Regions from separate parts of the Mus musculus genome. Here region 1 is linked to region 2. The links are chromatin loops, found by intact Hi-C in ENCODE. Cell type or tissue: left cerebral cortex. All regions are shown on one strand. Each heading gives the region's core, and the rest is flanking DNA. Links, peaks and the distances in the headings are about the cores only.

Region 1 (15,188 bases), core at 4,365-8,364, 900 kb before region 2:
TGGAGACAGGACCTAGGTTGCCTAATCCCCACACTCAGAGTCACAGTGCTCTGGAGAGACACCTCCGTGTGTGTGTGTGTGTGTGTGTGTGTGTGCACATGTGTGTGTGTGTGCACATGTGTGTGTGTGTGCACATGTGGGTGTGTGTGCACATGTGGGTGTGTGTGCACGTGTGGGTGTGTGTGCACGTGTGGGGGTGTATGCTTTGGCCAGAGGCTGACCTTGGGTATTATTTTTCAAGAACTGTTGTTCTCCTTATTTTTGAGTCAGAGTCTTTTATTGATTCAGCTAGACCACATGGCTATCGAACCCCAGATAGCCTGTCTCTCCCTCCCCTGCCTTGTAATTGTAAACATGTATCACCCTGCCTAGCTTTAAAAAAAACAAACAAACCATAATTTCTCAGCTCTCTGGAATCAAACCCAGGTCCCCGTACTTATACAGTGAGCTGGTTACTTTTGTCCACCCGATACAGGCTAGAGTCATTTAAGAGGAGAGAATCTCAAATGAGAGAATGCCTCCATAGATCAGGCTGTAGGCGAGGCTGTAGGACAGTTTCTTAATTAGTGATTGGTCAGGGAGGACACATACTGAGACAACCAGGTAAGTGCGGGGCAGAACTTAGAATGCTAACACATACCATCGAAGGTAGCTCCAGTGGTCCTGGATTCTATAAAAAAAAGCAGGCTGAGCAAGCCAGGGGGAGCAAGCCATTAAGCAGCACCCCTCCATGGCCTCTTCATCAGCTCGTTCCTGACTCCAGGTTCCTGTTCTCTCTGAGTTCTTGACTTCCCTCAGTGAGCTGATTTAGGATCTTTCTATCTTTCTCTTTCTTTCTTCCTTCCTTCCTTCCTTCCTTTCTTTCTTTCTTCCTTCCTTCCTTCCTTCCTTCCTTCCTTCCTTCCTTCCTTCCTTTCTTTCTTTCTTTCTTTCTTTCTTTCTTTCTTTCTTTCTTTCTTTCTTTCTTTCTTTCTTTCTTTCTTTCTTTCTTTCTTCTTTCTTTCTTCATTCTTTCTTTCTTTCTTTGGGGGGATTTTTTAAATTTACATTTCAAATGTTATGCCCTTTCCCACCCCCTGGAATCCCCCTACCCCATTCCCCTTCCCCTGCTTCTATGAGGGTGCTCCCCCACTCACCCACCCACCCACTCCTGCACACACACACACCCATTCCCCTACACTGGGACATCGAGCCTTCACAGGACCAAGGGCCTCTCCTCCCATTGATGCTCGACAAGACCATCCTCTGCTACAATTGCGGCTGGAGTCATGGGTACTCTTTGATTGGTGGTTTAGTCCCTAGGAGCCGTGGGTGGGGGGTAGAGGGGTCCTGGTTGGTTAATATTGTTGTTCTTCCTATGGGGTTGCAAACCCCTTCAGCTCCTTCAGTCCTTTCTCTAACTCCTCCATTGGGGACTCCGTGCTCAGTCCAATGGTTGACTGCGAGTATCTATCTGCCTTTGTATTTGTCTCTCAGGAGACAGCTGTATCAGGCTCCTGTCAGCAAGCACTTCTTGGCATCCACAACTGTGTCTGCATTTGGTGACTGTATATGGGATGGATCCCCAGGTGGGGCAGACTGATTTAGGATTTCTAAGCCAAACAAGCCCTTTCCTCCCCAACTTGCTTTTGGTCACAGTGTTTCATCACAGCCTAACTAGACGCCCAGCAAGCATTTTGCCCACTGGCCATCTTCCTGTCATTTTACACGCTTACTTCCAAAACGAAGCTTCTTGCTTTCTTTAAGTCTTTGGTTGAAAACCACCTTCTTCACGAAGCTGTCGCTGAAAAGCAAATTATAACTTGCTTCGTTTTTTCACCCACTATTTCCAGCCACCCCCCCCCCGCCCCCGTCATGTATTACGTTTGATTTTTTTTTCACCCGCTGCTCATTTTGCACAACCACCATGCAGATCGGGATTCTGTTTTGTTCAGTGATGAATCCCAAGTGCCCAGGACTATGACGCATGCGCAATTTCTTTTCAATAAATATTTCTTGAGTGACTACCCGAGCGAGTCTCATCCCTTGTGAGTTAGCTTGCCAGCCAAGAGATCACGTCATACCAGGACTTCCCAGAAGAGGGCAGCCGAGGAACGCCAGAGACAGCCGAGCGGCGGCGCTTTGAACTCAAGAGTCTCTCAGCAAGATAACGATGCTGGGAGGAGTGAACTCCCGCCCCACTTACTTCTAAGGCAGGCTTTTCCCCCTAACAAAAGGGTTTGGTGTAGGAGGCCTCTGGGGAGCCGATAAGGCCCCTATCCATGGCACAGGAGGTTGTTTACCAAAATTCAGGTGTAAAAATTTGAGAAACTGTTGAATAGAAACAAGGTCAGCCAGTCTCCCACGGTAGGAGGAGGGGGTGGAGAAGGCCAGCAGAGAGGATCTGTGTCACTCCTCCAAAGGACAGAAAGTGTCCTCTACTGGCTACTATCTAGGGAAAGAACTTAAGTCCCTAACCCTGACGTGTAAAGTCTCTAGTCTTATTCTGACTAGACTCCAGCGGATGACATTACAAGAACCAGGCCGACACCCACCCCGGGTCAGTCGGCCTTCTTTCCGGGTGTTTCTGTTACCCATTCAATCAGGGAATTGAGTTGCATCAGTAACTAAACCTTCAAAAACCAAGTTCAAGGTGAAGCCACCTTAGATCAAATTCAGCATTTGAGTGTGTCTGGTTGGGAGTTGGGGTGGGGCTTCAAAGTAGGCATTGCTCAAACACTCGAATCTGTTGACCCAGAACTGGCCAGTCAGCTGGCCAGAATTACCGCTTAGATGATGAACCAAGCCAGCATTTATTGAGTGCTTCTTGTGTGACACACACACACACACACACACACACACACACACACACACACACACACACGGCATGTCAGTGGCATTTTCCCATGAATTTCCAGAATGACTAACTCTGAATGCAGTAGTTCTCAACCTGTAGGTCGAGGCCTCTTTGTTAAACCTCTATTTCCAAAAAATATTTACACTATGATTCATGACAGCAGAAAGATAATTTTATGATTGGGGGGGTCATCATAACATGAGGAGCTGTATTAAAGGGTTGATGCATTAGGAAGATAGAGAACCATTGTTTAAAGGTGGCGTGAGAGAGGTTTCCCCTCACCAAAAGACCTCGCTATCTGTGCAGCTCACCCACAGTCACGTGAGAAGGAGTCATCTACTGAGAGGAGTCACTATGGATCCCGCACAATTGAGAGAGTGTGTAGTCTAGCTCAGCCTCTGACACATGGAGAACCTGAGTGCTAGAGAGTGGATGGGAACTTCCCAAGTTCTCACAGAGAGCCTGACACCTGCAGCCTGCTTGAGGAGAGCGTGCGAGAACGGACCTTAGGACTTCACTTCTTGGTGAGTGTCAGGTCCACTCAAAGGCTTTTCTTTTTCCTTCCTCTGTTTCAGAGTCTGAGTATGATGGTGTGTGTTTGTAACCCAGGCCCTTAGGGGTAGGAGGAGTCAAATTCAAGGTCATCCTCTACAAAAGAAACCAAAGCTTCATTCCTAGTCTGTACCTGGGAGAACTCATCCCTGCACCCTGTCACAAAGGCAACCATTTGCAGGTTTTTTGCTTGTTTGTTTTGATTTGTAGACTGCCCTCTGTGGGCCCCAGGACTCTCACCTTCCTCCGCTGTTAGCCAGTGTCTGTGCTCAGACAACACTATTCACATAAAGATGCCGCCGGGCTACAGAGCGAGGCCCTGTCTCTAGATAAATAAACGAATCGACAAGAAACTTAGAACAGGTGGTCAAAGTACTCAGTGTGGACCATTCTTGGTCTTTATCTCATGTGGCATCTTCAGACTCTCGTTCTAAGGTCTGGTGAATGGTCAAGCCACTTACGACTTTGTTTATCACACTGTCTTCAGAATCTAGTGCTGTCTGCCCTTACAGGCCACAGTTGACCTCTAGCTCAATCGTTCCATGGCCTTTTGTGGCCAGTGTCAACTCTCCAGCTGGTCAGTCTTGTTCTCACTTTTCCTTGCTCCCAGCAGGACAGCAACGACCTTCGGTAATCTTTCTGGGACGTCACGTTCTCTGTAGATATTCCCCCGTGTCTTCTGTCCTGCTGTAGGAGCAATGATTTTATTAAGCAGTGAGCTGAGAAGGGACAGTTACTGAAACCTGCTCTCCCTGAGGTGGGCTTGGTCCTAGAGGATCCCAGAGCCAGGATCCTGGCCACTGTGAGACACTAGATACTGGCTTTGCCCTTCAGCTTGGAAGCTTGCCTTAGTGTGCTCCAGAGAGCTCCAAGGCTGGAGTGGAAGTGCCCTCTGTGGCCATTGTTACCATTTGATAGTTATTAGGGAGACAGTCTGTAATTATTAATGGGCCATGTTTTGGAATCATATAGAGTCTCAAACCTGGCTTCATCTACCTGGGTGGGACAAGAGGTGGGAACTTGGGTTCTCCCGGAAGCAGCCATCCCTGGGACGCCCGGAGTGAGCCAAGGTCAAGCCCATAGAGCTGGAGCAAAATGTCATCAATAAGGAAGGGCCCATAAGTCTGGATGAGACCATATGACATATGTCTACTGTGTAGGTGGCCTGGCACAGCTTTGGGGCTTGTGAACACTGTAGTATACCTGGGGGGGCTTCAGAAACTCATCCACCATTTCTTCATCCCTAGCTTCTTGAAGGCCCTTCCTTTGTTGAGAGTTCTGCTGTCAGACTGCCTGGGTTTGTGTTCTAGCTCTGTTGTGAACCATATGGATCTGGCCAGTATCTCTCTTTGCCTCAGTATCTTCCTCTATGAATGGGAACGTGATTCCTTGGGTTTTTCTGAGCACTGGCTGAAGGGTGAGGCTCAGTATCATGCCAGGATACCCTGGTTATGTTACACTGGGTAGAACTGGTTCCCCATCATCCTGCTTGCCCAGAAAAGGGGTACTTTGTTATTTCTCTCAGTTAGCTCAGTTTATGTGTTAAAATCAGAGCCGAGCATGAATGTAGATCCGTGCTTAGGAAGAACAACCTCTGAGTGGCGTGGTTATATAAAAAGACAAGTTTGGGGTAATCTGTGACAAGCACCAACACACAGCACCCTCATTGAGAAGGTTGCAGGTAAGAGGCACCAGGAAGGAGATCCGGGGAAGAAATCTGGTTCCAGGTGCGGAGGAAAGCGATTCGGCCCCTTTATAGTCACATTTTAACCAGGAGGTATTTCTGCCTTTCCCCCTTCATTTGGAGCGCACACTACCTTTTCTATTAAAAACAAAAATAAAAACAAACAAAATTTGAATATCTAACTTTCTCCTATCCACTGATAATTTGTCATTTGGGGAAAAATTACAAATTTTGAAGGGACACCATAAAAAACATCTGGTGCTAGTTCATTGCTGGGTGGTAGAAGATCGGGGCTCCTACCTATGAAATGGATTGCTCCTTAGTTCAGTTCCCCTGTGTCAACATCTAAGCACCTTCCAGAATATACTCAAACATTGGGAAAACAAAAAAGGGGCCATGAGTTAGGTGATACAAAATATCCAATGAAGGAAATGTCACACACACACACACACACACACACACACACCCGAATAAAACAAAGGGTTTCACACTTATATATCCAATTATCAGAATACTTCAAACACACACACGAATAACCAAAGGGCAACACACACACACACACACACACACACACCCCAATAAAACAAAGGGCTTCACACTTATATATCCAATTATCAGAATACTTCAAACACACACACGAATAACCAAAGGGCAACACACACACACACACACACACACACACACACACACACACACACACACAGAGCCCAATAATGCAAAACCTTCATATATACAACCAATAGTCAGAGTCCTTCATGCCCACAGAACTAACCATTATAACACACACACACACACACACACACACACTGCCCAATAATGCAAAGCCTTCATATATACAACCAATAGTCAGAGTCCTTCATGCCCACAGAACTAACTATTATAACACACACACACACAATGTAAAGAGCTTCTTTTAGATACCCAATTATCAGGACTTCGTACCCCCATACCAACAACCACTCTTAACATCCCAACAACCGCAGCATTTCACCGATATACGATATACGTATACTTTCCCAAGCCAAATGCTTCAACAGCCCCTCAAACCATTTCACTCATGTACCCTAACCCACCGCCACAACTCTCTGTGCGACACCCCTCACCCCGTCCCCAAGCTCCTGGATTTGCTTGCTGCTGCAGCAGATACTTGAACACAGACATTAGCGGGACTTTCTTTTCAGATTAATGAGCAGAAAAAGATTGGAAGAGGGAGGGGGGCGAGAATGGTGGGAGAGAGCAATTACACCCAAATCTTTTCTCTGTCGATTAGGGATTCCTTCTCCAGCCTGCTTTGGCTCTGGCTAAATCTTTTTCTAATGAGATGTGGCTTATCCAGATCAGGGAGCTGAGAAAAAAGTTGCAATTAACTTTAAGAAGAAAAGGAGTGAGTGAGAAAGAGAACGGAGTCGGGAGTTAGGGGAGTCGGGGGCAGGGACTCGTACGGTGGGCGTGGCCTGGCATGCCCATCACAGAGCAGGCTCTTGGGCAGAAGATGGAGGAGCCCTGGCTGGCCTCACTCAGAGCCTACAATTTGCATTTTGGATTCCAGTGCTTAGAAAGGGCCCTATGACAGCCTGAATCAGGTCTCTCGGCTACTTCCAGTTCAAGTCAAATGAAAACACTCATCAAGTTCTTGGCGCTGCTGTCAACTAGTCGGCAGAAGCCACCATAAAAATGTGGGCCTCAGACCTCAGACATAAGAACTGAACTTCAGGGTCTCCCTGAGTTGCTTCACTCTACCTACATGAGAATGGGGTCCAGGGCCACTTAGAAGGTCAGAGAAGGGGAGCTGGAGAGACAGTTCTGTTTTGAGATCACATACTGCTCTTGCAGAAGACCTAATTTCTGTTCCCAGCACCCATGTTAGGAGACTCACAACCACCTGTAATCCCAGCTCCAGGGAAGGCACAGTCCTTGGTCCTTATCACGCACCTGGTCTCATATGGACAGCCCTCCCCCTCCAACACACATACATAATTTAAAAGATAAAACTTAAAAAGGGAGCAGAGAAGAGCTAAGGTGTAGAGAGGTTCCACACTGAGGTGGAGAGAGGCATGCTGGGTGGATGCCCTCTACATGGCACTATGCTGTAGGTTAAGCATGGCCAAGCTAGCTGCATGTGAGAGGCAACCCCTGAACTTATTCCTTGAAGGAATGGTTGGGTGAGTCCCTCATCAAAAGAAGCCAAGGAGATGATGAGCCTGTGGTAGAGGACAGACTGACTAAGAGCATCTTTCCTGTACCTAACTTTCAGGGCTTAGGAATCTTTTCAGGGTAACTACTATGGTCCAAGCCAATTCTTCATTCTACCCCCATCCCTCTACCTTCTTAGCTGCTGGGGACAGTCTGGGTCTTCTCAGCTGTCTCTCCTCTCTCTCTCTCTCTCTCTCTCTCTCTCTCTCTCTCTCTCTCTCTCTCTCTCTCTCTGCTGCTAACAGAATACGCATATGTGCTAGAAATCCTAGCTACAGTGCTAAGCTAGAAATTCTTCTTAAACATATAGTAAGGTCAGATGAAGGGAAAAAAAATAGAAAACAAAACACAAAACCCCCGAAACCGAAATTGGACACAGAAGGGCAGATGTAGACCTGAACAGGAAGTGCTGGCCCTAGGCTAAATGAAACAGCTGTCACTATTGTTCTGGGCTCAGAACTGCCTTTGCAAACTCCATGCGAGCTGGGCTCAGAAAGCAGATGTTAATAATTACAGCACATGAAACCAAGGGCACAGGATTAGGAAAGTGACGAAAAAGAAATGGTACCAGTAGATTTATAGCTGGCGCAGGCAGATCTGCTCAGGTCAGTAGGGAGGGGGTGGGCAAATCAGCCTGCATACAGTGCCCCACCCCACCCCTTTTCCTATCTGATATCGCCTCTTGGCCTCTCTGATCATCCTAGAATTGAGAATTTGTTAGAATATTTAATGGTGGTAGGTTAAGGAGGTTGCCTTTCCAGGAATCCCATACTTACAGGGTTGTACCCAAATGCTTCTGACTACAGGATCCTAGCTGATAAAATCCCCAGTACTGTAGATATCGTGGTAGGTAAAAGCTCTGGCTCTATAGACACAAAGATGTGAGTTCAAATCCCCAGAACTCACATAAAAAAATGAAGCATGTGTTTATAATCCTGGTGTTGGTGGGTGAAGAGACAGGCAGATCCTGGGGGCTCATTGGCCAGCCAGTTTAGTACAAGCAATGAATTCTAGTTTCAGTGAGAGATCCTGTCTCAAAAAAATAAGGTAGAGAGTTCTAGGGGAAGACACTTGGCATTGACCTCTGACCTGCACACAGGCCAAATACACCCACACATATGTATTCAACTCAGAAAAAAAAATCCAGGGCCAAACAAGGTCTCTGAGCAGACAAATAGCAAAAACGGTGGTTGGTCTGCAGAGACTTTTGAGGACGCAAAGCTAAGCAGCCTTCCTCAGAGCTTGTACTCTTTTGGTAAGCTCACATTTAAAAGCCAGGAGCTCCATGAAACTGAGTAGATTCCCAGTGTCAAGCTAGCCAGCTCCTTCAGGAAGGATGTAAGGACCTCTGCAGAAAGCCAGCTAGGCGACTCCCTTCGTTAATTACATACGTAGAAAGAGAGTTTCCACACATTTGTTGTATGTCCCCCGTGCTTTTTTCACATGAGCTTGAGTTGTACAACCAAACAAAACAGCTCACATCCAAAACAAAATGGTAGGTAAAAGCTCTGGCTCTATAGACACAAAGCAAACAAAACAAAACAAAAACCCCAAAATTCAAAACACCAAAACTCCCCATCCCACCACCCATCAGAGAGGACGCCTCTCAGAAGGCTTCGAAAGAAGGTAAAAAGGCATGTGTTTGCCATCTTTCCGCCTGATATGGAAACCATATGCTGAAATACACTAGCAAACACACTTAATATAACACTCTCTTTTATTAAATGTGGTTTTATAAATGCTCTCCCCAGCCAGGGCACCTTTGCCGTGCTGGAGGCTGGAACTTGGCAAAATAGTCTTCCCACTGTTACATCTATTGATACACATTTTTTTTTTTTGAAAATGAGTCTCGGACCCTCGGAAAATAGGCTGTTTCTGATTATTACTGTGAGAGGGAAGGGGCACAGGAGGGCATCTTTTTTCCTCTGATAAATTAAAAAGACTGTAACGGGTGCTTTCTGTAACCTGTAAAAGGGCAGAGCCATCTGTGACTCATTTAGCAGCTTCTTACCGAAGATTTATTTGATTAATTCGGGCAGAAGAGAGAGAATATGGATTTTCCCTTCCACGAAAGGCACAGACACCCTCACACATGCACACACGCACCCACCCATGGGCAGATATCTCAGGAATGAAAAATGACTAATCGTGTTATTGGAACTGGTGAGTGCAGAGCCTCTGTGGTAAGAGAGCAAGCCGCTGCCCTGCTGATGGGAGGGCCCGTTTCTGAACAATCCACAGGCCCAGGCTGGTGCCCCCGAGTACTCAGAGTGAAGAACGCTGGGATGCTGGGCTGTTTTGAGGAAGTAGGATCACTTAGTGCCAGGTACTCCCCAAACCCCTAGGACAGGGACATCACAGGGTCTCAAGGACCTCTCAAGCGAGAAACTAGATAAGCCTCTTAGTCACTGACAGAGGCACTATACCTGCCCAGTCTGCCTTCGCTTGAAATTCTCTTTGCTTTTCCTATTCTTCCAACCACTGTGCTACATCCCAGGTCTTTCTTGACACTTTTTTTTTTAGTGCAAATGTGTGTATGCACAGGTATGTTCACATGTTGGTGTATGTATCTGTGCACATGTAGAGGCCAGAGATCAACTTCTGGTATCCTTCCTCGGGTGCTTGCCTCCTTGTTTTTGAAATAGAGTCTCTTACTTAGTGTTGAACTCGCCGATTTGACTAGGCAAGCTGGCCAGCATACTCCAGGGATCTGTTTGTCTTTGTCTCCTCGGCACTGGGATTCATGCTACCACATGCTACCACACCTGACATTTTTTATGTGAGTTTTAAGGCTCCAACATAGGTTCTTGTGCTTACACAACAAGTGCCTTATTGGTTTATGAAAGCCTTTGTTTTTGTTTTTATTAAAGACAGAGTTTACTTTCTCAACCCTTCATGATCTATCTAGGCAGATGAAGGCAATAGCATGTGTTTGTCTCATGGTGAATAGCTTGATGTGATCGCTTTACCCATGTTAGCTGCTTTATTCTGTGAGATTCAGTTCTATGTTGACTAGCCTTTCATAGTGACTTCTCATCTCTAGGATAGCTAGCCTCCTCTAGCCTGGGCTGTCTCCAATTTACATGTCACAGACTCACTCTTACATGCCTCTAGGTACATACAGTCCACTGTAGGCCACTGTCACTGGTGGATGGAAACGGCTTCAAAATAGATTCTCAGAGAAGACAAGGAAAAGAACAAAGGTAAGAGAAATTATAAGATTGCAGGATGTCTAAGCCCAAGAGACCTTTGGAGAGTACTGTCCAGAGTGGCCGTGTGTGAGGAGATGGGGTACCCTGCTCCTTTGCACAGTGCAGACATGGCTAATTGATCCCAGATCAAAATCTACTTAGCACAACCTTCTAGACAGCCTTAACTAATGAATCAAAGTCAGCATGTGAGTGTCTTCTAACTGAATGTTTCACTCTGGAGAGGGGTAAATAGGTCAAGAATTCCCTCTATAATCCCCTTCTTCTGGTTCCCTAGGCTGCTTCTCAGCTCAAGATGGGTCTAGTGGGGCAGGAAGGGAGTAGTTCTTCAGCTCTATTGAATGCCTGATTAACTGAAAATAACCTTTCCGTAAAACAAACAAACCTTGATCCAGGGCTCTGGCCCCAGGAACTGAGGGTGGGTCTGAAACATGGCATATTTTGATGGTAGGCTATCATAGTTTGATATTAAGGGTATTTCCTTTCTTTTCCCTTCCTTCCTTCCTTCCTTCCTTCCTTCCTTCCTTCCTTCCTTCCTTCCTTCCTTCCTTCCTTCCTTCCTTCCTTCCTTCCTTCCTTTTGTAGCTGTCTTCAGACACACCAGACGAAGGAATCAGATCTCAGTACAGCTGGTTGTGAGCCACCATGTGGTTGCTGGGATTTGAATTCAGGACCTCTGGAAGAGCAGTCAATGCTCTTGACCACTAAGCCATCTCTCCAGCCCCTTAAGGACATTTTCAATTCCCTGTTTAGTGAGTCTGTTTGTTGAGTCTAAGAGAAAAGTTAGAGTCTAGAACTTGCCTTTCAGCTCCTGGATTGGTTGCCCCAGCTGCTCCTCTCTGTTTCTGCTGCTTTTTTGTGTATAGATTTATGCAGGTGTAGTACTTCAGGCTCCATCTGACTTTTTGTTGTTGTTTGAGATATGGCTTCTCATTGGCCTGGAACTTGGAAACTTTCTGTGGAGTGAGCCCAGAGATTGGCCTACCTCTGCCTTCCCAGGGCTAGAATTACAAGTGTGTGTGAGCTCTGGAGATTCATTGCTAGGCATTTACTTACTTAGATCTCTCCTTAGTTCCTATTTCTGAGGAGTCCTGGAAAGATTCTTCAGTCCTGTTAATATTCTGGATTTCCACCTCATATCAACAAAAGTAGAAAAGTTTACTAACAAAATTTTATTAAAGTCCACCACAGCTTCTTGATAAAAGCAAAAAACAAGCAAACAAACAAAAACAAAAAACCAAAAAAACAACCCAGCACTGCTAGGGACCCGAGGAATGAAGCATTTATGGGCCTCAAATCACATTCCTTAACAGGTTTCTGTTAATCACACATCATTTGTTGAGTAAAGACATTCTGTATTTCAAGAGAATTGTTTTCTGAAACATCATTCCTAATGTGGCTTATCCATACAGTGAAATGTTATTTACCCAGTAATGTATGGATACATTCTACAATGTTTATGAGATTGGAAGAGGGCAGACACAAAAAGTCATATGTGTGCTTTTGTTTACATGGAATGTATAGAATAGGAAATTCCATAAAGATAAAAAGAAAAAAAAAAGATTAGTGGTTGCTTTGGGTTGATGGAGGGAGCAGAGGGAAATGATCATTATGGGGCACTGACTTTCCCTTAAGGTGATGGGCACGTTCATGGGTTGGCTGTGGTGAAGGTTGCATGCATCCATGTATGTTAACCACTGACTTTCACCTTGTGTTATTTTTTTTTTCATTACTGAGGGAAAACACCTGGCAACACAAGGAAGGAAGACTGGTTTGCTTGGCTCACAGTTTGAAGGAATACAATCTGTCACATGGCTCACAGTTTGAAGGGATACAATCTGTTACATGGCTCACAGTTTGAAGGGATACAGGCTATTGTGTGGCTCTCAGTTTGGAGGGACACAGTCTGTCACATCAGAAAATATATGGGGAGGAATGAGGCCACTGCTCACATATTCAGACAACAGAGACGAACGATGGCTCAGGCAGCTTCCTCCTTCTTCCTTTTCATCCAGTCTAGGACACTAGTTTATGGAATGGTGCCACCCATATTCGGAGCACACCTTCCATACCCAGTTAAACCTCTCTGGAACATCCTCACAGACACACCCAGAAGTATGTCTCCTAAAGAATACAAATCCAGTTAAGCTGACAATTGAAGGTTTTTACACAAACTTTAAATGCATAACTGATACAATATGTGGATATCTCAGTGCAGCTATTTTATGAAGTGGTTCCCTATCTTTGAAGCAAGTACAACTATAGTAATAAGGGACCATGGCACCATGGGAACAGAAGAGTGCTTGTCCCACCCAGAGGCAGTCTTGTGAGAAACACACACACACACACACACACACAATAAGTGAACCGAACTTAGACTCAGATTCCCTCTGGGTAGATTAGAAAGGACTTCCTCTATCAAAAGGTTGTTGGGAGAAGAAAAGAGATAAGGCCTATGTAGCATTTAGAGCATGGCGTGTCACAGGCCCTGGAGACGATCTGATTGGAAATGAAAAGAGTCGCTGGAGGTTACTCCTGAAGCTGTAACGTTCGCAGCTCACCTCCATTGGATCAGCTTAGGTCCTGTGTGACGATGAAAACATATTTGCACTTCTCCGAAGACGCCTTTATTCACACCTCCCACGGGGCTGTGAACATATTTATGTCAAATAATAACACCATTATTCTCTTTAAATAACCTGAAGTGTTTTCAGTGGCTGCTGGCAGGAGAACTAAAGTTTCCCTGATTCCAGTAAACCTCCCATAGTTGCTTTTAGAGATTATTATGTCCATGTTTGCAGGACATTGGGCAGAATGAAGGGCTGACCCTGCATCTGACTCTGTCAGTCACTCATCAATGGTACAACTTAAGGAGATTATCTTTTAGGACTTCCTTCTTGTCAGCTATGAAACAAGAAGGTGGTGATGGTGGTGGTGGGAGGCATCTCTGAAGAGCCTCCAAGCAAAGGACCTTAGCTTATGACAACTACTTATCACCAGCCAAGTGAACCAGACTGGACATTTTGTTGTTGTTGTTGTTGGTGGTGGTGGTGGTGTTGTAGTTGTTTTCCAAGGCAAGAGTTTCTATGTATAGCCCTGGCCATCCTGGAACTCACTCTGTAGACCAGGCTGGCCTTGAACTCAGAAATCTGCCTGCCTCTGCCTCCCAAGTGCTGGGTCTAAAGGCGTGTGCCACCACTGCCTAGCTAGACTGGACATTTTGAAGGATATCTCCTACACATTGGACCTGCTGCTTCTGTTCCAAGGATTGTGGATAAGAAGCTGGCAGCACACTGGCTAGAGAGACAGCTTGCCATTTGTGCCCTACACTTATTGATCCTCTACGTGGGACTGGGTCTCCAACATCTCTCTTACTCCAGATTCACCTGTGCTGATGGACGAGTCCTGGCTTGGAAACAGTGCTTATGGAGACATGTTCAAGTTAGTAAGGGATCGTTAGGATATCCCTTCTCAGCATAGGGAAATCTGGAAACAGAGACACAGGGAGAAAAACACCATGAGAAAACGAAGGCAGAGCTTAGACCTGTGTTGTCATAAGCCAAGGAGCAACACCAACTGCCAGAAGCTAGGAGAGAGGTTTGCACCAGTATCCTTCAGGGGTCTCCAGAAGGAACCAGTGTTAGCCTTCTACCCAAGGAGTACCATCCAGGTCTTTAGGATTGCTGAAGATTGTGGCATGCGTTGTGATGGTTTGTATGTGCTCAGCCCAGGGAATGGCACTATTAGAAGTTGTGGCCCTGTTGGGGTAGGTGTGTCACTGTGGGTTTGGGCTTTAAGACCCTCATCCTAGCTGCCTGGAAGCCAATATTCTCCTAGCAGCTCTCAGATGAAGATGTAGAACTCTCAGCTCCTCCTGCACCATGCCTGCCTGGATGCTGCCATGCTCCCACCTTGATGATACTGGACTGAACCTCTGAACCTGTAAGCCAGTCCCAATTAAATATCATCCTTTATAAGAGTTGCCTTGGTCATGATGTCTGTTCATAGCAGCAAAACCCTAACTAAGACATGCATATTGGAATAGTGATGAGTGTGGGCACTCTAAACGAGGATACTTGTTCCACCTGGTACCCTCGTCCTTTGTGATGCCCTGAAATGAAACCAGCTGGACAGGATGGCATCTCTCACTCTCTTGTGATGACTATGGATGCCCAAATGACAGTCTAGCAACACAACTTGGATTTCTGTAATAGAGAACCAGAGCATACTAACAGTGCTTATTCTTTAGACAGCTCTTGAAATACATGTGTGTGTGTGTGTGTGTGTGTGTGTGTGTGTGTGTGTGTGTGTGTGTGTGTGTGTGTGTACGTGCGTGCAATGTAACTGAACACAGTCTCTGGAAGAGGAGACCCCTTATTTCTAGTATACCTTTAGATACAACCTCTGCCAAGACTTGAGACTGGTACTGGGGCAGTTATGTGCTAGACAGAAGAAGTCCACACTCACTGCTGGTGACAGTATATAGGAACACAAGATGGAACACACAATGGAACTTCTTCCATTGATAATAGAACTTAGCAACTAGGAGCAATTTATGTGTCCTGCAATAGGGATTCCTGTCTTAGACTGGCCAGGTTAGTGCTCTGCAGGAACATAGATCAGCCCATCTTTCTTTAGGACCACAGGAGGGGGGGCTGAAGCAATGCACCCCATCTTGCATTTCTCAGTGTATGTTGCTGTCTGTGTACTTTGG
Region 2 (15,188 bases), core at 6,133-10,132:
TCCACCAACAACCAATCCAGTTATACCAGTGCAGAATGGTAAAGATCAGCCTGCCTGGTGACCCTTAGAAATATTCTCGCACTGTGTGTTCACTTGTCTATAGACCCTCCTCCTTCTAGAACATGAATGTACCTGAATAAACTGAAAACAATGACCTAGTGTGACTTGGTCAGTATTTGTTCATGGCTGGAAAATCCAGGGTGGCTTAGGCAGAGCCAGTAGCTCATCTTGGAGAGCTGGACATGAAATCAGACAGACAGGCAAGAGTGGGGATGACCTTTAATGGTCACGATAGGAAAGATGAAACATTTTCTGTGATCGGTAGAGACCAGTGAGAATCACACTCAGGCAATGATTGTCAATTCTGAAGATGTTGCTACTTTCACAACCTTGACGACATTCCACGCAGTGGCACACGTGAGACCTGGGTGTGGTCCCTGCATTACCTAATCTGGTCTCATAACAACCCCAAGTGCATCCTGCCATCATCTCCTCCATACATATGGCACAGCCAAAGCTTTAGAGTCCCCAGTAACCTCTTCAAGGTCATGTAATTACTAACATGGCTCTACACACACGCATGCATAAGCACTAGTCAGAAGAATTTTCCTAACAAAATTATATAACACTTTAACAAGGACAATTGCCTGTAATTTCAGCACAATGACACCCATAATTTCTTCATACTGACTTTCAGGAAGTTACTCATGTGTTATATAGCTGTACCACAACTATTAAACAATTTTGTGACATACTCTTTTATTTAATGTAACCAATTAAATTTTCCCTTTATTGTCACATATTAGTTATATTTTGGGGTTTTTTAAAAGATTTATTTATTTTTATCTAGTGGAGAGAGAGAGAGAGAGAGAGAGAGAGAGAGAGAGAGAGAGAGAGAGAGAGTGTGTGTGTGTGTGTGTGTGTGTGCATGAAGAGGCCAGAGGAGGGCATTAAATTCCCTGGAGATGCAGATGTTTGTGAACACTTGGTATGAGCTCTGGTCTTTAGCATAGCAGCAAGAACCACTGAGCCATCTCTCTAGTTCCTACAGAGTCATAATAACTTTTGTCTAATTTCTTTTCCTTGTCTTTAAATTTGCTATAAAGTGGTGTGTCAATAGACATGGTTCATACAGATGTTTCTCCCTGTTTCTTCCACATTGATTCCAAAGAGCAGTTGCCAGAGAATATGAATATTTCGTAACTCATGGATGTTACTTATACTAATTTCTACTAACGCCAAGAATTACTGTTTGCCTGTTTCAGTTAATAGTACCCTATGATCATCCCCTATTAGCTAGTCCAGTTTTTAATGAAGCGACATAAATGATACTTTTCATTTGCATTTTTAATTACAAAATATACTATGGAGTTTTCATATTTAAATAGCTGGAGAATGTTTTTGACCTACTTATTAAATAGAATCTTTATATTTACAATGTTAATTAGGGTCATTATATGTCCAGAAAAAAATACTATGTCTTGTTATTTTTATAGAACTCTATTTTATAACAGACTTTTTAAATTTTGTTTTTATTTTCCATTCTCTTTGTATGACGGCATTTTCAAGATTGCTTGCAATGCTGTTGATTTATTTAATATTTATTGATTTATTGATTTATTTTTGTTGCCTCCTTCTTTAGAACACTTTCAGTCTTCCAAGTATCTGAGATTCTATTCCCTTTTGTCAGTTTTTATTGATTTGACCTTTGGTTTTGCTTAGTCTTTTCCTCACGTGGCGGTTATGTGGGGCATACAGGAAGGAAGGAATAGTCTCCTCACTCCCAAGCTTTATTAAGTAAGCTTTCATTTCCCTATTGTATGTGATGCTTTATGGCTTATTATGTTTTTATGTTTAAACATAAAATCTGAGAGGGCTTCTTTCCTGATCCACAGATTTAATTCAATTCATAGCATTCTAGTCTTAAAAGAAAAACTTCTGTTTCTTTTATAGTATGGCTTTACATTTGATGGGTTTGATGTTTATAATAATATTTTAAGGGTCATATCTATTTACTCTTTCCAAGTGAAATAAAAATTCTTTTCATTTATTTTCAAAGTAAGTGTCAGAAATCTTAAACAAGATGTTTAAATCCTAATGCTAACATAAAACAAATCCACATCATTACATGCTCCACTTATACTCACCTTTCCAAACCATTTATTCTAAACAGTTCTATTACAGGTAAACAATTTTTCACGTAAAACTCACTTATTGTTTTTATTATGCACTTCTTAGGTTGGTATGTGAATATGCCTCCATTTTCAATGGGAATATCTCCCAATAAAAATGATTATATGCTTGAAAATATCATAGCAGAAAAATCAATGTAATATACCTAACCTGTTGAGCATCTTAGCTTAGCCACACTGCCCACTGTAGTATGTTGCTTGTCTCTCTTGTTAACTGGGGGACCAAATAGGGAGCTGTATCTGAGGCATGGTACCCATTAGCTACAAAGAGAACATACTATTACATAGTCCAGGAAAATATTAAAATTCAAAGTACAGTTTATATAAAATATGGTTTCATATCATCACAAAGTATAAAAGTAGCAAGCCAAACTATCCTATGTCCTGGAGAGCTGAAATTGAGCCTTCCACTTTGCCTTTTCATGGGAGCAATTTTGTGCATTTATATTTATTGTTTTCATTTAGTCCAGTCATTTTGAACTGTATTCAGTAACCATTATTCTACACACACACACTCACAGACACACACACTCACACACACAAACACGTAGCTGTCCAGCGGCGGAGGACAAATTGGGTTACCTGAAAGGGGGGCTGGAAATGAAAAAGGAACGGGGTTCGAGAGAAGGATGAAGCCAAGACAAAAGTTTCTGATCAAGGCTCAAAGTTTAATATTTATCACTGTGTTTATATAAGGAAAGCCCACAGACACCATCCTTTGTTTCAGTTGGATTATGTTGCAAAGCAAGCTCAGAGGGAAAGTCTACTCCTGTAGGAAATTGCAGGTGTGGCAAGCCAGAAGACTCCACCTGGGTCTTTAAGGTCCAACTGTGGCAAACACTTAAGGTAAATTTAGCCTGCTCAAGGCTGGGAGAAGGGCACACAAACACACACTCACATTCACACACAGAGACAAGCACAGATACACACACTCACACAGAGACACATACACTCACACACAAACACACACTCACATTCATACAAGAGATACCCACAGATAAACACACACACACACACACACACACACACACACACACACACACACAGGGGTCAAAATGATTTCCCTAACAGAAGAATGTAAGACTTTGGCAAGGACAAGTGCCTGTAATTTTGGAGTGTAAAATGACACCCAAAATTTCTTCAGACTTCCTTTCTACCTGTTACTTACTTCTATCCCTGACTATCTACTCACCATTATAAAAATGTTACAATCAAGGAACTCTTCCTCCAAGATTGAGTAGATAAGTAGGAATGGCTTACGGTAATAAAAAGATTAAAAGACGTTGCAATCAGCCATGCAGCTAGATGAGCTTTCAGTGGGGGTAACAGTACGGATGAAAATCCAGCTAACCAAATGACAGGCTATGAGATAATATACTAATTGACTTTACCCAGCTCAGATGCTCTGTGTGCTAACTAGCTTGGTACATCATGCCTTAGTACCACTTGCCACAGTAGACATCCCAAATTCCATCCCCTTTCTCGGGCATTCATGATTATTGGCATTGTTTTTAAGCATTCTTAAAGTATCTCCTTAAAGAAGATCCATGAGAGTTGCCTTTAGCTTTCTTTCAGAGCACTCTGTCGTTCAATCCAGAGCAAGTCAGCAGGACTACCTGCTGGACAAGGTTGGGCTGAAGAGGGAGGCAGTCCTGCCTGCCATGTTGTGAGCCCAGTGTTTGCCCTTCATCCATACATGATTTAAAAAAAAAAGCCACAGCAATAGAGATTGATTCTTGCCCAAATATTACCAATATTGCTGACATCATATTTTGAGCAGTTCAATCCCTTGAAATGTATTCACCAAACGTAATGAAAAGAGAAAATAAAGACACCCCCCCCAGCATTGAAAACTGGTGAAAATGTAACTCTAGTCCTCTGATCAGTGTGAAATGGACATATATGTCACCAAGGCCAGACTAATTTAATAGCCAGTTTTATTGTTGTGTGCTCTTAAGTAGAAACAGATTCAGAGAACAGTCAAGGAAGAAGTGATTTCCTAAACATCTAAGAATGTGCATAGAGACTGGCCAGTGGATAGGACCCTAATGGGGACCCTGAAAGGTCTGTGATGATACATTGCTTATAAGAAGCCTTTCAACATTGCAAAAACTCATATAAATAGTGTCGATTTTTAGAACTCACAAGCCATATGTCAGAATTGTCCCAAGGTATCTGGCAGAAAATGCCCTAAAGACATTTTACTTTAGATGAAGTTGGGAATTATTCATGTACCACTCTTGTTTGACTCTGCCAATACAGCAGGTGACCATAAATCTCAAAGCTGTGACTTCTACTGCTCATCAATTGCTTGGGCTATTGTCTTAGGCCAGCCATATAATCCCTTCAGTCCCTCCATTAAAAAGAAAAAAAATTTTGCTTTAAATGAGACATCATTTCATAAATATTCTGGGAGACCTGCATTGTACTGTAGATGCTGACACAGGCAAAGAGATGAAGAGTCATATGCCCAACCCCTGGGGATTTATAGAGTAGGTTCTACAAAGGCACAGGAGGCAATACGCACATTGTGACTGCTCTCTGTGGAGCAATTCAAAACCAGGTAGATGAACAGGACTGGAATGAGAGAGAGAGGACAGGAAGAAAAACAGTCCTACTTGAGGAGGAACTTGTACTCTAGTAAATGCTTAGAGACCAGAAGAGTTCCCAGACCCTAAGAATGCACTGTGCATTTGTCTGTCATCAGTCATGCATTATAGCACAGTGCTGTGTGAATGTCATCTCTGCAGTTCACAGTGGACTTTTTCAAAGTCAGGTGCCATACTGTATTCACTCTTCTCCTGCTTGCTGAATAAGTAGGTGAACAGCAATTATATCAACTAAGTACAAACAAACTTCCCATGCTCAAGTATAGAGGAGAGATTGGCTTCCTGTGTCCATGTTAGTGAGGAGCAACTGGAAGGACAATATCCTCTGGAGAAATATTTGGAAGGCTTGGGAAAGAGTCCCTGGTAAAATAGCCCCCAGGAAACAACCAAAGGCTGAGAGACAGAAATCATTAGTTGGACATCAAAGCTGGAGGGGTTGTGCATGAGTAAATATAAAACACAGAGCTGGTAAAGAAGGAGAGCAGATACCCTGAGGTGGCTGAGTCACAGTGGCCTTACTGGATGGCCTGAGACACACTTTTTGAACTGAGTCTTACTTCAGGGTTTCTATAGGACATACTATCTATCTATCTATCTATCTATCTATCTATCTATCTATCTATCTATCTATCTATCTATCTATCAAATATTTGTTTATCTTAAATTCATTTACAGCTTGGTGTCTAACAATTTAGTTTGCTAGTATTGTCAACTTCATCTTGATGGGATTGCAGAGATTAAAATAAACATGAATAAAATTAGTGGAGTGGAATTGTGCAGTTAAATCCCATGAGCCTTTCCACTCAGTAATTTTACTTAATCAGTCATCATTTGGTGGTCAAGAAGCCTCCAAAATAGCAACAATAGGTTTAGAAAGAAATATAATGAGGTGATAGCAACTGTGGTTGGTTTTCCCATCCTTGGATATTTGCACTGTACCAGGATCACCTAAACTATCCGCATGTGGCTTCTTTCCTCAAGTCAGCCACTTCCAAGATTGACTCAAGGGTAAGAAAATTTTCTGCCTATATTTTCTACTAGAAACATAGAACCAAATGGATTTTCCACATGGTGAGTGGTGGATGTCCTTAGGGGACATTTCGCTAAAACTGTGCATAAAGCAAGAGTTAGTTTTTCTTCTACAAGACATATGGAGGTATGGAACTGTGGGCAACGGCTTAGCTGCTTAGCCATACCAAAGCCAAATGCTAGCATGCTTTAGTTTCCACCTCATGACTATGACATAGCTGCTATAGCTTTGGGCACTAGAATCCTGTTCAAGAGAAGCTGAAGGAAAAGCCATTTTGCTCATTTTGACCCTTCTCTAAAGAAACAAGTGTTTTAGTCAACATTGACCATTCCCACAGATTTCTGGTTGTGATTTATAAAAGAACTTTTGAGCTTCTCTAGGGCAAAGAAAGAAGCAGGAATGGACTTAGGTGGTCAAGTAACAGCAAAAAGGAACCCCACCTTGACTCTGGGGAAAAGCCCAAAGATGACACTCATTGATCCATATGCAGGCACCAATTTGTTCTATTCATGAGCCCTTAAGAAAGCATTCAACTTTCCTGAAGACAGATTTCTTCATTTGCAAAAATGAATAATAATGAAAGATGAGGAGCAGAGATATATGACATACTGAATGTCATTTGTCTTCTCTAAGAATTCCTGTTGAAGTTATAAACAACTATGCTGTTTAGATATGGAGTCTTTAGGAGATAGATATAATTAGATAAAGTCATTAGCATGTAACTTTCAAGACTGAATCCTAATGGCATCATAAGAAGGGGAAAATAAAGCATTGGAGAGATAGTTCAGTGGATAAAAGTACTTGCTATCCAATCATGAGGATGCAAGTTTGAATCTGCAGAAACCATGAAAAGTGGTAAACAGGTATGTTAAACAAACATTTATAGCCTCATTGGTCCTGAAGAAGAAATCAGAGGTAGAGGTATGAGAATCCCAAAAGGCTCATGGGTCAACTAGCCTGACATATATAGTAGATAAAAAAATTGAATAGACTCTGTCTCAAACAAGAAAGAAGGTGAGGACCAACCCCTGAGGTTGACTTTTGCCCCCTACTCCTGTGTTGTACCTATATTCCTACATATTAATGTGCATACATACACAGACGCACACACATATACACATACACATACAGACTCTCTCTCTCTCCCTCACACACACACACACACACACACACATATATACATATTTATATACACACACACACACACAAACATACAAATTCATGCACACATACACTTAGAGACCCAGATACATATATACACACATACACACACACACACACACATACAGACATATATACAATACACACAAACATACAGAGTCAGACACACACATCACATGCACACACTTAAATAAGAAAGAAAGGATAGGTAAGATGAACAGGAGGAGGAAGAATAGGAGTGTAGAGAGACTGTAGTAGTGATGTTTGCTGCCTGGATCGACCAGGAACAGTGAGCGAATAATCACTCTTCCTAGCAACATTTCTAGGAGAAAGTAGGAAACACAACAAAAAGATACTTGTACAGACACATGGGCAGGCCACTGCTAAGATGCAGTGCTCTGCATCTTAAAGTTGTCATTTCTTTCTTTAATTTTGAAAATTGATTCAAATAATGTTTAGCTCTAGATGAAACACTTAAGTGATATCTAGAAAGCCCTTCATTTATGGACATATTTTACATCCAAATTTTCCACTGAGAAAAGCTACAAAACTCAAGGTGATCAAAATTATTTTCAGAGCCGAACAACGCCAGGACTGATGGTCTCTGTGTAACGATCATCTATAAGAAATAGTCTTGGAAGACTGTTGACATGTATTCTGCTTAAGGACTGGAGTCCTATGACCTCTTTATAAGGATTAAAGAGAATCATGTATGTGTGTCATGCAATAGTCAGATCCAAATATGAGCTGGAGAAATTAGGATAAGCTATACACAGATGTTTAAAATTTACCAGAATGCATGCACATGCCAAAACTTGAGAAAAATGAAAAGAAGTAATAGCATTAGAATTCTTCATTATTTATTTAAAAGTAGTTTCTACACAAGCCAATTTAATATACACGCAAATAGCAATGACTTGTCCAAGGAAATATTGAAGCCCATTAGGATGGCATGTGTATAATCTGACTCAACAAGTCAGGATATATTTTCTGGAGAACATAATATCTTTGCCGCATTGTGTGAGATGAAGGTTAGATTACATTTCTTGCCTGTGCAATAACTCCCACATCATAAATTCTGATGAAATTATATCAATATACAAAGCAAATGGATGTCTGACCCACCATCGTTTTCTAGCTCTCAGAGAGAGAAGCTGACACGCAGGCAAGTCCCCAGCCGCTTGGAGCAATGCTCTGACAGCCTGCCTGCGCCTGGGAACTGTGATTAACTATCTTGACCAGGAGGGGCTGTTAGAGTTTGTGGTTTCTGCTCTGAATACTAAACTTGGGCATACAAGAGTCCTTATTGTGGGGAGCCCTTGGAAATGGGAATACAAAATTGCTTTATATTTGCAGGGTTTGATTGCCTCGGATGATGCAGTCCTAGCTGGTGGGCCTCTCTTGCTGCTTGTATTTCCAGATTATAAATCATTCCTTTGACAGGGCATCTGCCACAGCCAGGTCTCTGTTTCTGTGACATCGTTTTCTTGTTTTATATTATAATTTGCAACTGTTCTTCTGGGCTGTTCTTATAAATGACACATTTTGCATACTTTATGAGAATGGAGTCAAAACCAAAGCTAATAAAAGTCTCCCCAATTTTCCTTGGACATGTTGAAGCATCTGTGGCTTTTAGTTCTAAGGGGACTGGGACATGGATAGAAATGATAGACTCATGCATGCCATAGATAGGCATTGTGTTGACCAATGCTGGAGTTCAATATTGCAAAAGCCAACACACAGCAAAGCCCTACTGGCCAGTGGTCAATTACCCAATCCTGGAAAACAGGACACTGTCTGCTTGGAATCTATGTCAAGAGACTAAGTCATTTGTTGCTTTCACACATAGAAAGGGAAGCTAAAAATGAGTCTCCTTTTTCCTCTTTGAAAATAAGAGTGTGGAGTGGAAGCTTTTCAAACTCCCTTCCAATTCTGCCATTTGGCCAACATTACATTCACCAGGGATAGGGTGTACAATGAACTCAGGTGAAGGCTATGAACGGGTGCTGCTTTCTTGCTGTAGACATCAAATTTAGATCCAGACTTTAAAAACTTGAAATCACTTTTCTGCCTGGGAACCCTCAAAGGTTCATAGCCAAATTCATATCTCAATCTAAACATTTCTGGCTTCTCCTGACTCAGTCAGAATTTTCTGGTTCCTATCAACACAGCTATTAATTTGTAGGAAGATATTAATTTGAAAGAGGATTCCAAACAAACTAAAATGGCTCAAAGATACTGTGTGGTACCTCCAAGTGATGCCGTCTCAAATTTGCAAATTAAACAGTCTGTGGTTTAAAAGTCTGTTTTGAAAGAATCTCAATCTAGAAATAAGACGCTCCCTTTAGCTCTCTCCTGGGATTCCTGGATTCTTGATCCCTCCAGTTCTTACCACATCAATGTTTCTGAAACATTCTAGACATTATAACACCTATCAGGAACTGGGGTGACCCTAAGTTCAATAGCACCTGGAAGTGGTTTTCAAATCCACCAATTCCCGCATTTTCCAAGAAATTATTAATCCCTCTCCTGCCCCACTCCTTGCCACCCAAGAGACTATTTGTAGATATTTCAAATGTAACCTAAATATAATTGTAATATTACCAGAAGAATCTAGTACAAAACTCATGTTGGAAAGGAAGTCAAAAGGATTGTCCCTGAGCCAAGTCAGATAAACAAGGAAGTTTCTATTATTTCCTGGCTTTTTGTCCTGGCCCCACACACTCCACAGTGATAAGTTTGACTCTGCACTGGAACAGTTGGGAATTGATAGCTATTGAATATTGAAATTGATTAGGGAGAGTTTTCTTAAAACTGAGAAGGCTTTATAGACAATGGTCCATTTTAAAGACAGAAAATGAGATCAAACAGAAAAAGATGTCCTGGCTCGGGTCATTGAAGCTGTAGCAGAATTTACATGTAACCACTTTGACAATTTCTTGCCTGTAAACTGCTGCAAGGAATGCATTTTCCCCTGTAGGCCAATCACACCTTGGTCCCCACTATGTCTGTGTTTTCAGGAAGGGGCTCTCTTCTTTGCTGCATGTCAGGTCCTCTGCTCCTTTCTGAACTTTTCTATTCTGTCTCATATATTATTTTCTTCTCTCTGATCTTGAACTTGCAGAGTTATAGCTTAAGTATAAAAATCTTGTTCTTGGTGCTGCTGTGGCCCAGTGGTTAAAAGAACTTGCAGTCACATGTGATGGCTCAGAGCTGCATGTAACTTCAGCTCCAGGGAATCCAACACCTTCTTGCCTCCTTGAGCACCTAAATTTGCATGTGCATACCCACACAGAGGCGCATAGTTAAAAATAATAATAAAACTAGAAAAATAAACACACTAAAGTTCACCCACTGAAGGACCGCTTATTAGATTTCCTTTGAAAAAAAAAAAAGGACTTTTTAGAAAACAATTTGCACTTTGTTTCTCTAGCTAAAAGGCAGATGGCACAAGACAAAAATCCCATCTAAATATAGAAGTTTGCTTACCTGGTATAGTTCATATTTCATAAAAACAAAAATGAAGCCTGCCAGAAGTTATTAGGCCTCTCCATATTAAAGGATTGAAAATACTTAAAATACTAAGGAGGGGAGCCAAATAATTCAAGATTCAAAAGTAACCATTCTGATAACAGTGAACTGTTCAGATACTAAGAACCTGCTACTCCACAGACACCTATCTGGCTCTCGACCTATTTTATGACTCTTAGCTTTGGGGTAGATTGCTTTTGTTAGCAACTAGGTTAGATTATTTGAGTGGTATTATAGTAAATATTCAAAAATCATTAGTCCACAGACTCAGTAGCTGAGACACTAAATCCAGGTTTGCTAACCTAGCAAAGTAGAGGAAAGGGACTCTCTTATGGGGTGAATTTTGGAGCCCGGTACAAGCTTTCCAATGATAGGGTGCTCCATGTTTCAATTTCCTAGCCCACAAAGCACATGACATCTCAGGCTCATTATACTCCCTATTTCACACATGGTGCCTACCCCGTCCTCACTAGCATGAAGAACAGAGCCAAGATTGAGTGTCCATGAATCCCCCATACTCCAGGAGTAGGCAGTATAGCAACAACACTCAGAAGGCAGATCCTCCCTCCTGACCCACGATGTTCACACAGTTCTCATCTGAACCTCCAGCCAGCACCATGTTCATGCAGTTCTCATCTGAACTGCCATCCAGCGCTGGACCCAAACAAGCAGGAACTTTCCTTGTCCTTGGACCAACCATGTCCCTGCATCACATCAGTTTCTCACATGCTGGACTCAGCCTTGAGTTCGTCTTCACAGACCAGGCATGGAACAGGTTAGCTTCTTTTTCTATAAATCCCCATGCCCCCATCCCGTGCTTATTTGAAGCCAGCCAAACCTTGTTTTCTATTCAGGGCTGCTTCTGGCAAAATTCCCACTGCAGGACTCTAACACTGACAGAGGTTAATGGGTACCATTAGCCACTCTCTGCAGCCTGGGTTTGATCTTCTTGGCACAAGAAAATTCAGCTTTTGCCCTTTATCTTGTTATCCAAGAGGCTGAAAGCCCACGACAGCCAGGGCTGCAGATGCTACTCCTCTGAGGTTGGGTTGCACTGGAAAAGGAAAGCAACCCAAGCAGTATACACTTCATCCCCCTCACCCCCCACCAGCCAGCTGCCCTGTTGCTGAAACCAAGACCAATAAGAGAACACACACCAGACCAGCCGTGCCTGGCACTGCTTTGTATCCCTCCTCCCTAAGAAAGCAGGAAACGGTGGAAAGTTGCAAGGGGGCTGGGGGGGGGCAGGAAACAGCTTTTAAAGCCTTCCCTGGGTCCAAAAAGTTCTTAACTTTCTTGCCTTCCTGCGTCCTTGGAGGAATATATCCTATACAGGCATATAGGCTAATGACTTTAAAAGACAATAGTCAAGGTAAACTAGATAGGGAGCACACACTTCTAAGATTCACTTGGAAATTCCTAACCCTTAACCAAAGACCCACATCAAAAAGTAGAAACAAAAAAAGCATACAGTATACATATTACTCTTGAAAATGCCTCAAGTCACCCATGAGGCCTAGCTCTTGTCCATGCCTCTGCAGAAAGCACCGGCCTTTCAGATCACAGCTCAGTGGGCTGTATTCCAGCAAAGAAATAATCTGCTACTTTTTTTGCATAGCAGACAAAATAGTGTCGGAAAATTAGGAACCCAAAACTCTTGGTAAGAGAAGTAAGCAGCTTGATACACATCCCTAACCCCACTGAGGACACCACGGCAGATAACCACAAGTGCATCACACTCAGGATTGCTGTGCTAAGCAAACATCTGTAAAACTGGCTTTCCATGGGAAAACATCCTTTTCTCTCCAAAGGTAGAACTGAAATCAGCTCGTATTAATGAGTATGAAACAGCCCCACTGTTGAGGGTTTCTCATAACTTCATTTCTGAGTTTAGCTGGAAAGCAGACTTTCTATTAGAAGTCCTATCTGGAGCTGTGGGAAATGGTGTATTGGGCAAAGCTCTTGAGGATCTGAATTTGAGTCCCAAGAACCCACATAAGGCTGAACAGAGTAGTGTACATCTGTAATCCCAGTGTACCTACAAAGAGATAGAATGTAGAGACAGGAGAATACACATAAGCTTAGAGGCCAACTATCCTGGCATTCAAAGTGAATAAAACCAAGAAGTTGTGATTCAAATAAGTGGAAAGTTTGGATGGATTTCTGAGGTTGGGCTCTGGCCTGCACACATGTGCTGCAGCATGGGCACACTCACCATCAAGTGTGTGAATTGATACACACACAAATGGTAAAGTTGTTTCACAAATATTCCAGACCAAAACATTTCCATCTACATTTAAGTGGCAAAGTCCAAAGCTACTCTAAAATAAATATTCTGTTTGTAACATGCAGAGGTCAGGGTAGGGTGGGGATAGGGGAAGCAGCTGGAAATGAGAGCTCCAAGGACCTCTGGCTGAAGCAGGCAGCCTCAGTATAACCAGCTCTGAAATGGACATAGTGACATACACCTTGATGAAAGGGCAGAATCAAGTTAATTAATTGGCTTCTTCAGAGTAGAAACTGTCATTGTCTTCAAAACCTTAAGATGAAAGCCATGAAATGATGTAGTCGGTTCATAAATTGTTACATCAAACACACGATGCCTATAAACCCGTAGCAGGTAATTATCATAAAAGTAGCACACTGTTAAAACTCCCAGGAAGAATCAGGCAGATCTGACTCTAGAACAAACAGCCTACAGGCCTCTGAGCCCCAAACTGGGCCTCCCAGGATCTAACCAGCACCACCCTCCCTGACATGTGGCAGTGGCTCTCAGTTTCTGTCTGGGTACCTTGCATCTCAACTCTCACCTCCCAGCTTACCCTGACAAAATTCCAGTTTCCTGTTCTGATCTGTGAGACCTGACACCAGTTTCTTAAGTCTTACCATAGCCTTTCATTCTTACCTCAACTTCTATTTCTATCCCTTACCATCCAGCACTAAGCTCACTTAATCACTGTGACCCACACCATCCCAGCCGGCTCATGTCACAGGACCCTGGGATTGCTCTCTTCTCTCTGGAACTGTACAGCCTGACCCTTTCTCCCCTTGTGCTTTGCAGTGTCTCCTAAGACACCTTTTCTGGCCACCTGGTTCAAAAGTACACCCTGAACCCCACTCATGTTCTTCTTTCCCAAGAATTGTGTTCTACACATTTCTTTCCCATCTGATCCATTGTTGATTGTTTTTTCTCTTTTGTCTTCACTGTGGCATCTAAGTGGCTAGTATATCCATTGATTCTAAACAAATCACAACTTTCAAAGTTGTGCCAGGTCTTTAAATAGGAGGAAGCAAAGTACATCAGGTATTCTTCAGAACAAGATTATCAAGGTAAGAAGACATAGTGTGACCCTGCCCATTCTAGTTCTTAGGAGAGTACAAGAGTTTGTGAGGGATATCTGAAGGGTCTTCAGTGAACAATTAAACTCCCTAAATAAACAACATGATTTCCATCCAGGAGAAAGCAGTTCTCCAGAGAGAAACACTGGAACTAGAATCCAAAACAGAACAGGGCCAGCACAGGAAATACCTGTACAAAACTATGGCTAAGCACTCATACAGCACGAAGAGGCTAGGCAACTGTGAAGTGTGAAGTGGCTTTAGGCAGCTGTGTAGTGTGAAGTGGCTAGGCAGCTGTGTGGTGTGAAATGTCTAGGCAACTGTGTAGTGTTAAGCCACAGGAAGCCAATGTGTGACATGAAATTGTGTTCCTAAATGGAGGGTGGAAGTAGATGGAGAAGAGAAAGGAGGAAGAGAATGAAGAGTCAAAAGAGGGAAGGAGTAAGGAAATAGGAAGAAGAGGGAACTCTAGGGCCAAGAAACAAGGCCAAGACCATTTGGCTGACCCTACCTACTAGCCAGTAAAAGAAAACTAACAAGACACAATAATGACCAAGAAAAGAGGCTTACAGTAGAGGTTCTACACAATGTTTACCTCTAAAAGAAGTAGGACCAGGAAGAGGAAGAGGAGGTCAGAGGTAAAATATACCCACAAAATCCAGAGAGCAATTCAGCTGACATTTCACAGTGACCTAGAAGCAATGTAGAAAGTGATAAAAAAATATGAAAATATCAGATTCAGAAGTGAGGTTATAGAAGTCAAGGAAAATTAGAAGTAAAATAATTAACCACTTTATAAACAAAGGCCAAGCTGGAAAAAGGGTGCACAAGAGAGTAACTGCAGTTTGCAGTGCATTGTAAATAGTGCAGAGTGTGTAGTGCAAAATGCATATTGCACAACTATTTACTTTCTTCTAAGATAGAGGCAAAAGGGAAAAACGTTAAAATGAAATAAAGGCAAGAAAGACTTGTAATGACAGATCTAGGATATAAGAAGAAAAAGTGACATGTGTAAAAGGGACTTCCATTCTCAAGAAAACCCAAAGAAGCAGCAAAGGAGATCAAATACTGAACTACACCAGAGCGTCACAGGATTAGGAGGGTTAAGGGTCATTGCTCTAGAACCACATACTAAAAGTCATACTGTTGCCCTGGATGGGGAGACAATGAGGGAGGGAGGAGTGGGGAAAAAGAGATCAAGGAGATGGGTAAGAGAGAGGAGTGGAAAACAATACTGATATATAATCTTAAAATTACTGGACTCAGGCTGGAGCGATGGCTCAGTGGTTAAGAGCACTGACTGCTCTTCCAGAGGTCCTGAGTTCA

The links. Peaks named below come from ENCODE experiments on the same cell type or tissue, not always from the same donor. Only the 100,000 strongest peaks of a DNase experiment are listed, where the experiment ranks them.
Region 1: it touches region 2 in a loop (2.2-fold over the local background); 28 of 42 quality-filtered maps call a loop at or near these places.

What each region holds. Positions count from the first base shown.
Region 1 is chr19:59,416,140-59,431,327 of GRCm38, forward strand. It overlaps Emx2os. Among named protein-coding and RNA genes, the nearest start is that of Gm33756, 34 kb to the left of the region's middle. RefSeq lists an enhancer at 7,075-9,431. In left cerebral cortex, for the core only: no CTCF peak of the experiment used is centred there; a DNase peak (open chromatin) is centred at 6,487.
Region 2 is chr19:60,317,084-60,332,271 of GRCm38, forward strand. Gm41882 (a long non-coding RNA gene) reads right to left here and starts at 8,179. Exons shown (of 3, transcript XR_877977.1): 1 at 8,118-8,179. In left cerebral cortex, for the core only: a CTCF peak has its summit at 8,240; a DNase peak (open chromatin) is centred at 8,268.